Regions from separate parts of the Homo sapiens genome. Here region 2 is linked to region 1. A link is an interaction called in ENCODE POLR2A ChIA-PET data of the cell type or tissue named here. Cell type or tissue: PC-3. All regions are shown on one strand. Links, peaks and the distances in the headings refer to the core of each region. The heading gives the core; the rest is flanking DNA.

The links. ChIA-PET counts read pairs that join two places held together with the same protein. Peaks named below come from ENCODE experiments on the same cell type or tissue, not always from the same donor. Only the 100,000 strongest peaks of a DNase experiment are listed, where the experiment ranks them.
Region 2: POLR2A ChIA-PET joins it to region 1 with 6 read pairs; 6 of 35 experiments call an interaction of 5 or more read pairs at or near these places.

What each region holds. Positions count from the first base shown.
Region 1 is chr13:95,017,985-95,023,153 of GRCh38, forward strand. It overlaps ABCC4 (ATP binding cassette subfamily C member 4 (PEL blood group)), which reads right to left. Exons shown (of 31, transcript NM_005845.5): 31 at 1,851-3,698. The coding sequence ends at 3,591. It also overlaps the pseudogene RNU6-62P. Among named protein-coding and RNA genes, the nearest start is that of LINC00557, 61 kb to the left of the region's middle. In PC-3, for the core only: no CTCF peak of the experiment used is centred there; a DNase peak (open chromatin) is centred at 2,527; H3K4me3 peaks cover 829 bases; H3K27ac peaks cover 3,457 bases.
Region 2 is chr13:95,162,916-95,167,387 of GRCh38, forward strand. ABCC4 (ATP binding cassette subfamily C member 4 (PEL blood group)) reads right to left here. Exons shown (of 31, transcript NM_005845.5): 15 at 3,243-3,452; 16 at 1,463-1,603; 17 at 695-732; 18 at 207-301. Among named protein-coding and RNA genes, the nearest start is that of SNORD13G, 45 kb to the right of the region's middle. In PC-3, for the core only: no CTCF peak of the experiment used is centred there; no DNase peak of the experiment used is centred there.

The DNA of each region.
Region 1 (5,169 bases), core at 700-4,699:
CAGAAGTAATTTCCTACGTGTAAATTATTCCCTTTTTGAAGACTGAAGCACTGAATCTGAGATTCTAAAGGAAAAACAAGACCAACTTTTTAAAAAGTTAACTCAGTGTGAAGTATGACACATAAAAGTGTTCAATTAATAACGATCTAATCACCACCCAGCCAAACAAAAATTTTTTTTTTTTTTTTTTGAGATGGAGTCTCGCTGTGTCGCCCAGGTTGGAGTGTAGTGGCTCGATCTCGGCTCACTGCAAGCTCCGCCTCCCAGGTTCACGCCATTCTCCTGCCTCAGGCTCCCGAGTAGCTGGGACTACAGGCGCCCGCCACCATGCCCGGCTAATATTTTGTATTTTTAGTAGAGACGGGGTTTCGCCGTGTTAGCCAGGATGGTCTCGATCTCCTGACCTCATGATCTGCCCGCCTCGGCCTCCCAAAGTGCTGGGATTACAGGCATGAGCCACCATGCCCAGCCACAAAAAGTATTTTAAGTATCGTAGAAGATTCATGTGTATTTCCCCTAATTACCAACACCTTCCATCTCCCCAAAGTTATGAACTGTTCTGGTGTTGCACTCCTTTGTTCAGCTGTAACATTTTTGAATTTTATATAAATGGGATCATAAATAATCTTTTGGGCCAGGTTTCTTTGGAATAAATATCATGTCTGTGAAACTCATGAGTTCTTCATGTAGTCAATTGCTTTCATTGCTGTAGAAGTATTTTAATACCTCATAATTTGTTTTCCTTCTGCTGCTGATGAGTATTTGGATTATCTCGTTTGGGCTGTTAGGAATTATGTTTCTAGGAACATCCTTGACAACATCTCTTGGTGCACATGTGTACACATTTGGAGTGCTACAGACAGATCGCAGAGTGTGCAGTTTGAGTCAATGCTGTCAAATTGTTTTCCGAAGATGGTTTTTCAATGTACTTACATGGCAGTACCTGAGAATTCCTGTTGCTTCATTGGCACTGGGTTGGTATTCTCAGTCTGTTACATTTTACACATTCTAGTGGGTGTCTAGTGGTATCTCATGGTGCTTTTAATTTGCATTTCCCTGGTAACTAATAAAGAGTGAGCACTTTTCCAGTTATTGGCCATTTGGATATTCTCTTTTGTGAAATACCCATTCAAATCTCTTGTCCATTTCTCTAATTGGGCTTTCTGTGTTTTTCTTAATGAGTTTTAAGAGTTCTTTAAGTTTATGGTACTGGTTCTCAGACTTTAGCCTGCATCAGAATCACACTTAGGGCGCTCGCTTCAGTAGCACATATACTAAAATTGTAATGATACAGAGATTAGCATGGCCCCTTAAAAAAAGTCACCCTATGGCTTGTTAAAACACACATTCCTGGCCCCCACCACCAGAGTTTCTGATTCAGTAGATCTGCGGTGAGGCACAAAAAGGTGCATTTCTAACGAGTTCCCAGGTGATGCGGTATGCTGCTGGTCCAGGGACCACACTTTGAGAATCATTATTTAATAGTGATTTCAGCGTAACAGCGGTAGATGTTTCTTGTTAGTTTTGGACAAAGTCACCTTAAAAACCAAAACCAAAAGCAAAAACCTCAACCATTTAATACTGCTCAAGCCTGAGGCATAAGCTAATACTCTTTCTTCCTAGAATGGTGCAAATGGACTTGCTTAAATAGCAACTGCTTCAAACTGTCTGAAACCCACTGAAATCTACCCGTTAGAATACTTGGTACACCTAATTTGCCAAGAGAACCGGTTGATGATAGAAGGTATCCTTTGATACTGTATTTTTCGATCTCAGGAAAACTCACTGGCATTCATCAGCAAGAACATGAGTCAGGAATCCCTTGAAGCACAGAAATACAGATCTCTGAATGGAGATGAAAACTATCATTTATTTCAATTGAATTTAGTTTCATTAAAAAATTCTATGATAACATTAAAACAGAAACAGGACGTTTATATGACTGTCTTTAACCTCAAAAGTCCAAATAAACATATAGACATTTTGAATATAGCTATCGTTTTAACAAACCTCATTATGATCACTGATGCAATTTCAGTCACCTAAAATACGAACCATGACTATTAATAAACATTTACTGTGTGTGGTTTGTTGGACTGAACATTAACCATACGTGTATTTCTAAGTACTAGGAGTTGAACAGCTACTACGGTCAATGTATTTTGGCAGTTAGCTGTGTGTGGTGTGTGCTTTTTAAGGCTTCACTCAATAAAACATCTGTTGCTCTCTGCTGATGAGCAAAAAACTTGCTATACGAAGGACAAATATATGTATACAAACAAATGCACACGTGTGCATGTCTATATACATATATGCAATTTCAGGGAGGTGACACCTTATTCTGAGAGGTCATGAGACTCCACTTCAAACCATAATAGTAAAACCTTTAGTAAACTGAACTCAACATATTACAGCCACCATCATCAGGAAAAATTAAAGACTCATAGTTCAAATAAAGTACAAAAGGTCCCAGGAAGTATTGTGGTTTGTTGATTCATTCAACAGAAAGCCCAAATGACAATGCTATTAGTGGTCAGGAGTAAACTAACCTGGACAGGCTCATGAAAATGAACCCCTGGATGCATCCTGAGAACGTACTGCATAATTATAGTCAATGCTTGCAATAATTTTCAGTTTGTCTCATCACGTTAGCAGAGCCTATTCATGCAATTTAGAAAGGATTTCAATACAGCCCAAACCAAAAGGCTTACAGTCAACAGAGGGTTAGCCTTCCATAAATGAGAAATCCAAAAAAGAATAATGCCACGTATTTCAGGAATGTCGGTTAGAGGTTTGGCCTTCTTGGGAAGTGTCACAATGCTGAGTCTAAAACTGCAACAGTTACCGTGTCCAAGTCATGCAACTCTAAAGGAGGATGGACGGTCACATTTGTGTCCTTCAGTATCAAAGCACCTTTAAGGGCTTCCATTTTGAGAAAGTAGTATTTTCTCTTCCTTCTCTTTTAGAACATATGATAAAATATTGCCCTTCTATCCTTTAACCATGTATCCATTTTTTTTTTTGATGGGGAGTAAGGGGTACACACTCCCTACTACAATGTCACAAACTTTTTCTTTTTGTTGTTCCTATTGGTTGTAACTGTACTATTTTCTAACAAGAAGCCTTCAGGGGAAATAATGGATCCTAGTTATGTCAAAGAAAACAATGAGACAAAATGGCAACTTCACAGTCTTCAAGTAAATAGAATCCCTGATATAAATGGAAATTAACATGTAATTTTGGGGGCAATAAAAACAACAACAAAAACCTGTGACAACTTTGTCCTACTCCTTTAAAAATGAGCTTTGACTCTGTAGTCTCTTAAGGCACAAAACCTGATAGACGGCATTTAACTGGTGGCCTGCACCTCTGATTTGGATTTTAAAAAACAACTATTGACATTTAAATAAAAATAAACCATTTTGTTAGAGCTGGAGATCCTTGGATAAGTTGGGAGAAATATTCAAATGAACTAGCATCTTGTATGTATAAATATTTGTTGCCAAAGTAAAAAAAAGTACAATGTGGTTTACATAGTCCAAAAACTAGTGGAAAATGCCTTCGGAACGGACTTGACATTTTGGTTGGATTCACAGTGCTGTCTCGAAAATAGTTAAGGTCGAGGGCTGTCCATTGGAAGTGTTTGTAACCATGTGGTCAGTGTGACCAATATGTGGATAATTTCTTTTGAAGTATACCTAGAAAAAAAAAAGGTAAGCATAAAAAGAATGTTTCAAAATTTTAAAGTCTCCTCCCTGAAACAATGCACTTCTGTGTCTACTTCTTCATGTGAAGCAAATCATATCCCTCACTGAGGCACAATTTAAGAACAGGGATGAATCTACTGTACAGAGAAATTAGCCCCACTAAAACCCTCAGCAGGGCTGGGCTGAATGCCAAACAACCTGTAGATCCATTTTAGTTCCGATCACTCTGATTCATAGATATGTTTTATCTCTGTATTAAATTGATAAGCGGAATCATTTTACTGACTCAAAACCTGGAGATAAATTAAAAACAGGGTGACAAAGAGGCTGGGAAATCTAGCGTCTGCATGAGGGTTTCTCATTTTCACACGTAAAATGAGCACAATAGATTTGGATGTTAATATCAAGTTGTAATCCCTATATTTTATAAACTCTGATTGACAAGCATTGAAATGCTGGCATATACGTATGAAACATCCCGGCGTTTAATTTGTGCGGCAAAGCAGTTATAGGGCCTATAGAAATGTGGTCTGTGGATAGTGGCCCACAATAATGAAAAGAGAAGCAAAAGCTTTAACAATGACTCAACCAAGCAACTTCTCTAAAATGTAAGATGATACCAAATAATAGGACAGTTCTTTGCCAAGCCTTTGAGTTCCTGAATTCTACCAATTTCTAGCTGAACTAGAAGAGATACAGGTTTTCTGATAAACGTATAATCAGAACATAAAGGAAATGAAATGCTGTCAAGTTTCTCTGTTCCACAATCATCAGTTTTTAGTAGCTGTATCGTATCTTGGTTCCTTGACAGATGCGCATAACAAAATGAAATAATGTCAAGACTTGTGAGCTCTTATCTCAAAACGTGTTTGGGTGAAAAAGGACTTCAAATGTAATTTTTTTTCCCCAAAGAAGAATGTGAAAAGTTTTGTTTGAATCTTTAAAACAGAAAATGTAGCAACTATCTGAGGCTGACACGTGTCACCTGGGTCTCTTAGTCATACGATTCTGGATCTATTTTATAAAACCTTGCTCTGAATATATTGGTGGGTGCTGTCAACAAAGTTATCACTGGAGATAATGGGATTCACGTACAAAAAAGAAAGTGCTGAGACACCTGCCTACATATTAAGTGTACTTTCTTTTTCTCTCACTTCTTGCACACTTGTTACTCCAGAAATATCATTACATATAACACACAATGTACTAAAATGTCACTTAAGGAGAAAATAAATTGTCCAATAATGCTGGAATGCCACCAGAAGAAATCTGAGGCTATTTCCATTATAATGCAAGTGTTCAAAAGTAAGACTTTTCAGGGGATAATTTCATATCATCTCCCTCTCCCACTTTTTTAAGCTAGCCATATTTTGTGTGGTTATAGATTTATGTACTCCAAAAAGGCTATTCTGTAGTGAAACTAAAAACAGCCAAAAGAACAAATAGACATTCACATCACTTT
Region 2 (4,472 bases), core at 473-4,472, 140 kb after region 1:
ACAGAGCAAATTAAGAGTCTTCAGTCAACCTCTCTTCTAGTAGATTTTTAAAATAATTATTCTAATTAATTCACAGAGTAAATTCGACTGAGACTCCTGATCTGTTAAGACATTACTGAATGACTCCTGGAAGCCCTAGTTACTCACACAGGCTCATTGTAAGCACCTCAGCCTCTCATACAATACACCAAATGATTAAACTTTACCTGAATAAATTCCTAAGTACCAGTTAAGATCTAGCTTCTCGGTTACATTTCCTCCTCCATTTACAGTGACATTTAGCATACTTTGTTTGTTTGCCCTATGGAACATGGGGAGAAAAAAATATTAAGCTATATATGAAATTTAGATAAATACATTTTTTTAAAAATGAACCACAATTTGGGAGAAACGCTTCATGCTGGAAAATGATTCTCAGCTCACTTAGTCTTGTGTATATCTACCTTATAAAAATTCAATTTAAATCACAACTTTCAGTTCCCGAAACTGTCTGTGAACATGATGCCGCGGATCAGACATGGGTGGAGACCACCGCAGTTTACACTCCACCAGCAAGCACTCTAATTTTTCTTCGGGTAAACGAAGTGAGGATTAGAAGAGAAGGATCAACAAACACCTCCCTCTAACTCTATGGAAAAGCGAGTCTTCTTACTGATTTTGGAGTATTTCATACATCAGACCAGAAATAACTTACCAGTATGAAAGCCACCAATCTTGAAGCACATAGGCAACCTAGGAGGGGAGAAACAACAAAGACAAAAATCAAACTTGGGCATGACTTACCAACTCAAAACTCTCAATCGCTAACATGGACAACCGAAAGAAAGCCCTCAAAGCCGGGCGTGGTGGCTCATGCTTGTAAACCCCAGCACTTTGGGAGGCTGAGGCAGGCGGATCAACTTAAGGCCAGGAGTTCGAGACCAGCCTGGCCAACATAGTGAAACCCTATCTCTACTAAAAATACAAAAATTAGCCTAGCTGGGCATGGTGGCACATGTGCCTGTAGTCCCAGCTACTCCGGAGGCTGAGACAGGAGAATTGCTTAAACCCCAGAGGCAGAGGTTGAAGTGAGCCAAGATCGCGCCACTGCACTCCAACCTGGGCAACAGAGCAAAACTCCATCTCAAAAAAAAAAAAAAAAAGAAAGAAAGAAAGAAAGAAAGAATAAAAGGCTCAGAGAACTCGCATAGTTCTTCCAGCTCAGGTCTGTGCCAAGCCCAAACTCCCAGATATCAAGGGTTCAAGAAAATGCATATTCCATTTTAAAATCATTGAAAGATACCCTTTTTTCGCAGGTCTTTGTAACGGACATGGAACACCAGTAGGCAGCCCTCACTTTGTTCCCCAAAGACAGCACATTTCAATTCAGACCCCAAGTGAACTGCAAGATGCAGTCATAATAGCATAAACATAGGTACTGTAAATATCATTTTGAGGGCGCAAAACAAATGTCATTATTTACCTGAGCTGCAGTGTTTAGGAGAATAAGGAAAATGAAGACAATCCAGTGAGCACCAGCTCTGAAGTAATTCTTATAGGCCTGAAAACCAACTTTTCCTTCAGAACGGTTCTCCTCTGATAGTGTAACTGGGACATTCTCTGTCTGCAGAGGAAAAAAGGTGGTAAGAGACAAAACAGTATACAAAACTGTTCCCAAAGATGACAATGCACTCTGTTGACAAAGCTGTGGGGAAACAGGCAGAAGTCCAAAATGATCCATCTCCTGTGGAGAAGGGTGTGGAAATAGCTAGCCAAACTATACATCCACTTATTTTTTATTTATTTAATTTTTTTTTGACTCAGAATTTTGCTCATGTTTCCCAGGCTGGAGTGTAGTGGCGCGATCTTGGCTCACTGCAACCTCTGCCTCCTAGGTTCAAGCAATTATCCTGCCTCAGCCTCCTGAGTAGCAGGGATTACAGATGCCTGCTACCACGCCTGGCTAATTTTTTGTATTTTTTAGTGAAGACAGGTTTTCACCATGTTGGCCAGGCTGATCTGGAACTCCTGACCTCAGGTGATCCTCTCACCTCGGACTTCCAAAGCGCTGGGATTGCAGGCATGAGCCACCACACCCAGCTATATGCACTAATCCTTGGACCCAGCCATCCCACTTTCAAGGTTCTACTAGAGATAAGGAAATATCATTTGGACATTGTGGCGTGGCTTGCTGGAAGGATGCCATCAGGATGTTCAGCACTTACCTAGCACACCCAAATTCAAGTGTCAATACAGAAACTTGTTCCAAAATCATATACAAAAAGATATGGAACTCTCAACTGCATCACTCAAGATGGAAACATAAAAGAGCAGGGGGTCAAAACATGAGCTCAACACAGTAACTGGGGTCAAGCAGTGAGTCTCAGTAACCAGAGTTTGGAAAGGAAGGGATAGCATATGATCCTAATCTATTTGGTTCCTGAGTTTCAGAAATTGACTCCTGATAATTTGGCATGTGAGGGCCTAATCTGAATATCTGCAAGAATCCTTCAGTCTCCTGGATTTGGATAGTCAGGGTTTGTGTGGCAAGGAATATCTATGCTTTTAAGTGAGCTCTGGTACATTTCTGCCCGGAGGACTTAGAAGGCATGAGATTCACATACTCTGAAGATGTATTGAGCAGCTCTATGCTGGCCACTGGGAACACCAAGGTGAGTAAGATGCAGCTCCTATTCTTGAAAGGTAAAGAAGGAAGTTGGGCTGCTGTGTGTCAGGAACTGTTGGGTCTTTGCACATGCTACTTCTGGCCTAACTAACATAAACCATCTGACAACAGGGCAAAATACCTCCATCAGCCACCTGCAGCATCAGAACATTCCAACATACAGGAAAAGTGGCTAATTTCATGTGGCCCACAGCAGGACTTTCTCTAAGGGGGTCTTCAAATTATGCCTCCAGATGCAAAGAGAAGTCGGGGGCCACCAGACTAAGTAGGATTTCACTACAGTAAATTCAAGAATTGTAGTATTAGTGTGAGTCACACACAGCTTAGGACTTGCACCAGCATACACACCCGCTACTCACCTCCTTGACATTCCCCAGCCTACATACAAAGGATAACTCCAACCAGGGTGGTTTGCCTTGGTTCCGTTTTAATCTACCAATATCATGGAATAGAGCCCTGAAACCACAGAATCCACTTTGGGACAAAAGATGAAGCTTTGAACAGAGTAGACCAAAGATCCATAAGGCCATTAACAGTGAACAAAACCAGGCCATGTTGTAACAGGAGGTGAACTCACATCTTGGCTCTCCAGAGCACCATCTTTCAAGGAGGGTCTAGAAGATTGTTGAGACCAAACCGAAGACTCTGAGAAGGTACGATTCCTTAGTGTGGGAGTTCCTGGAACTGGAGGTTGTTCACTTTCCTCATTATCCTTCTTTAAAAGGGAGCCAAAATCTATACCAGATTTTAGGAACTCAGTGTAAGTCCCCTTCTGCACCATTTTACCCTAAAATAAAAATAAAGAATTTCAGAGAGATACATGTGCAGGTGATAATGTTAACCTAATCTAATTCTAATCCAGAAAAAGTAACTGATCTTAAGTTATGATTATACTTAGGTCCGGAATCCTAGTTGACAAATCTAATACAATTCAACTTGATACACAACTGAGTGTTCTGTTCTCAGCCAGACTCTGTGTTAGGTCCTGAAGAATATTTTTAAAATGGTAATAGTGTGTTACAAATGGCGATTATTATCACACAGATGTTGGTGACCGTATTGGTAGTCTTATTACAGAACATGAAAACTGTGATAAACCTTATGCAATAAGAATTGAAGGAATGAGTAAATTGAGGAGGATATTCCAGGAAAGAAACCTAACACTGATAGGGAGGTAGGAACAGGCATATCTGCACAGGTAGGAAGCACTCCACAAGCCTCCACTGGCCATGGGCCCTGCTGGAAAAAGGCGTGTGGGAACCAGACTTGGACATAGACCCCATGAACTGCACCTTCACGGTCTTTACTCTAAAATTGCCCCACAGGCCAGGTGCAGTGGCTCACACCTGAAATCCCAGCACTTTGGAAGACCAAGGCAGGTGGATCACCTGAGGTCAGGAGTTCGAGACTAGCCTGGCCAACATGATGAAACCCCACCTCTACTAAAAATACAAAAAAATTAGCCGGGCATCTGTAATCCTAGCTACTCGGGAGGCTGAGGCAGGAGAATCACTTGAACCCAGAAGGCGGAGGTTGCAGTGAGCAGAGATCAAGCCACTGCACTCCAGCCTGGATGACAAGAGCGAAACTCCATCTCATAAATAAATAAATAAATAAATAAATAAATAAATAAATAAATAATTGCCCCAAAGACTCAGGGAGTTCCTAACTGAAAATTCGACATTCCATGGGACACAACCTTGCACAGTTTTCTCTCCTTACAAAGTCATAGAAAATAATGTACAAATATCTTTACTATTTGTGTACCCCATGAAATGAGACCCAACTGATTTCCTCAAACAGCAGC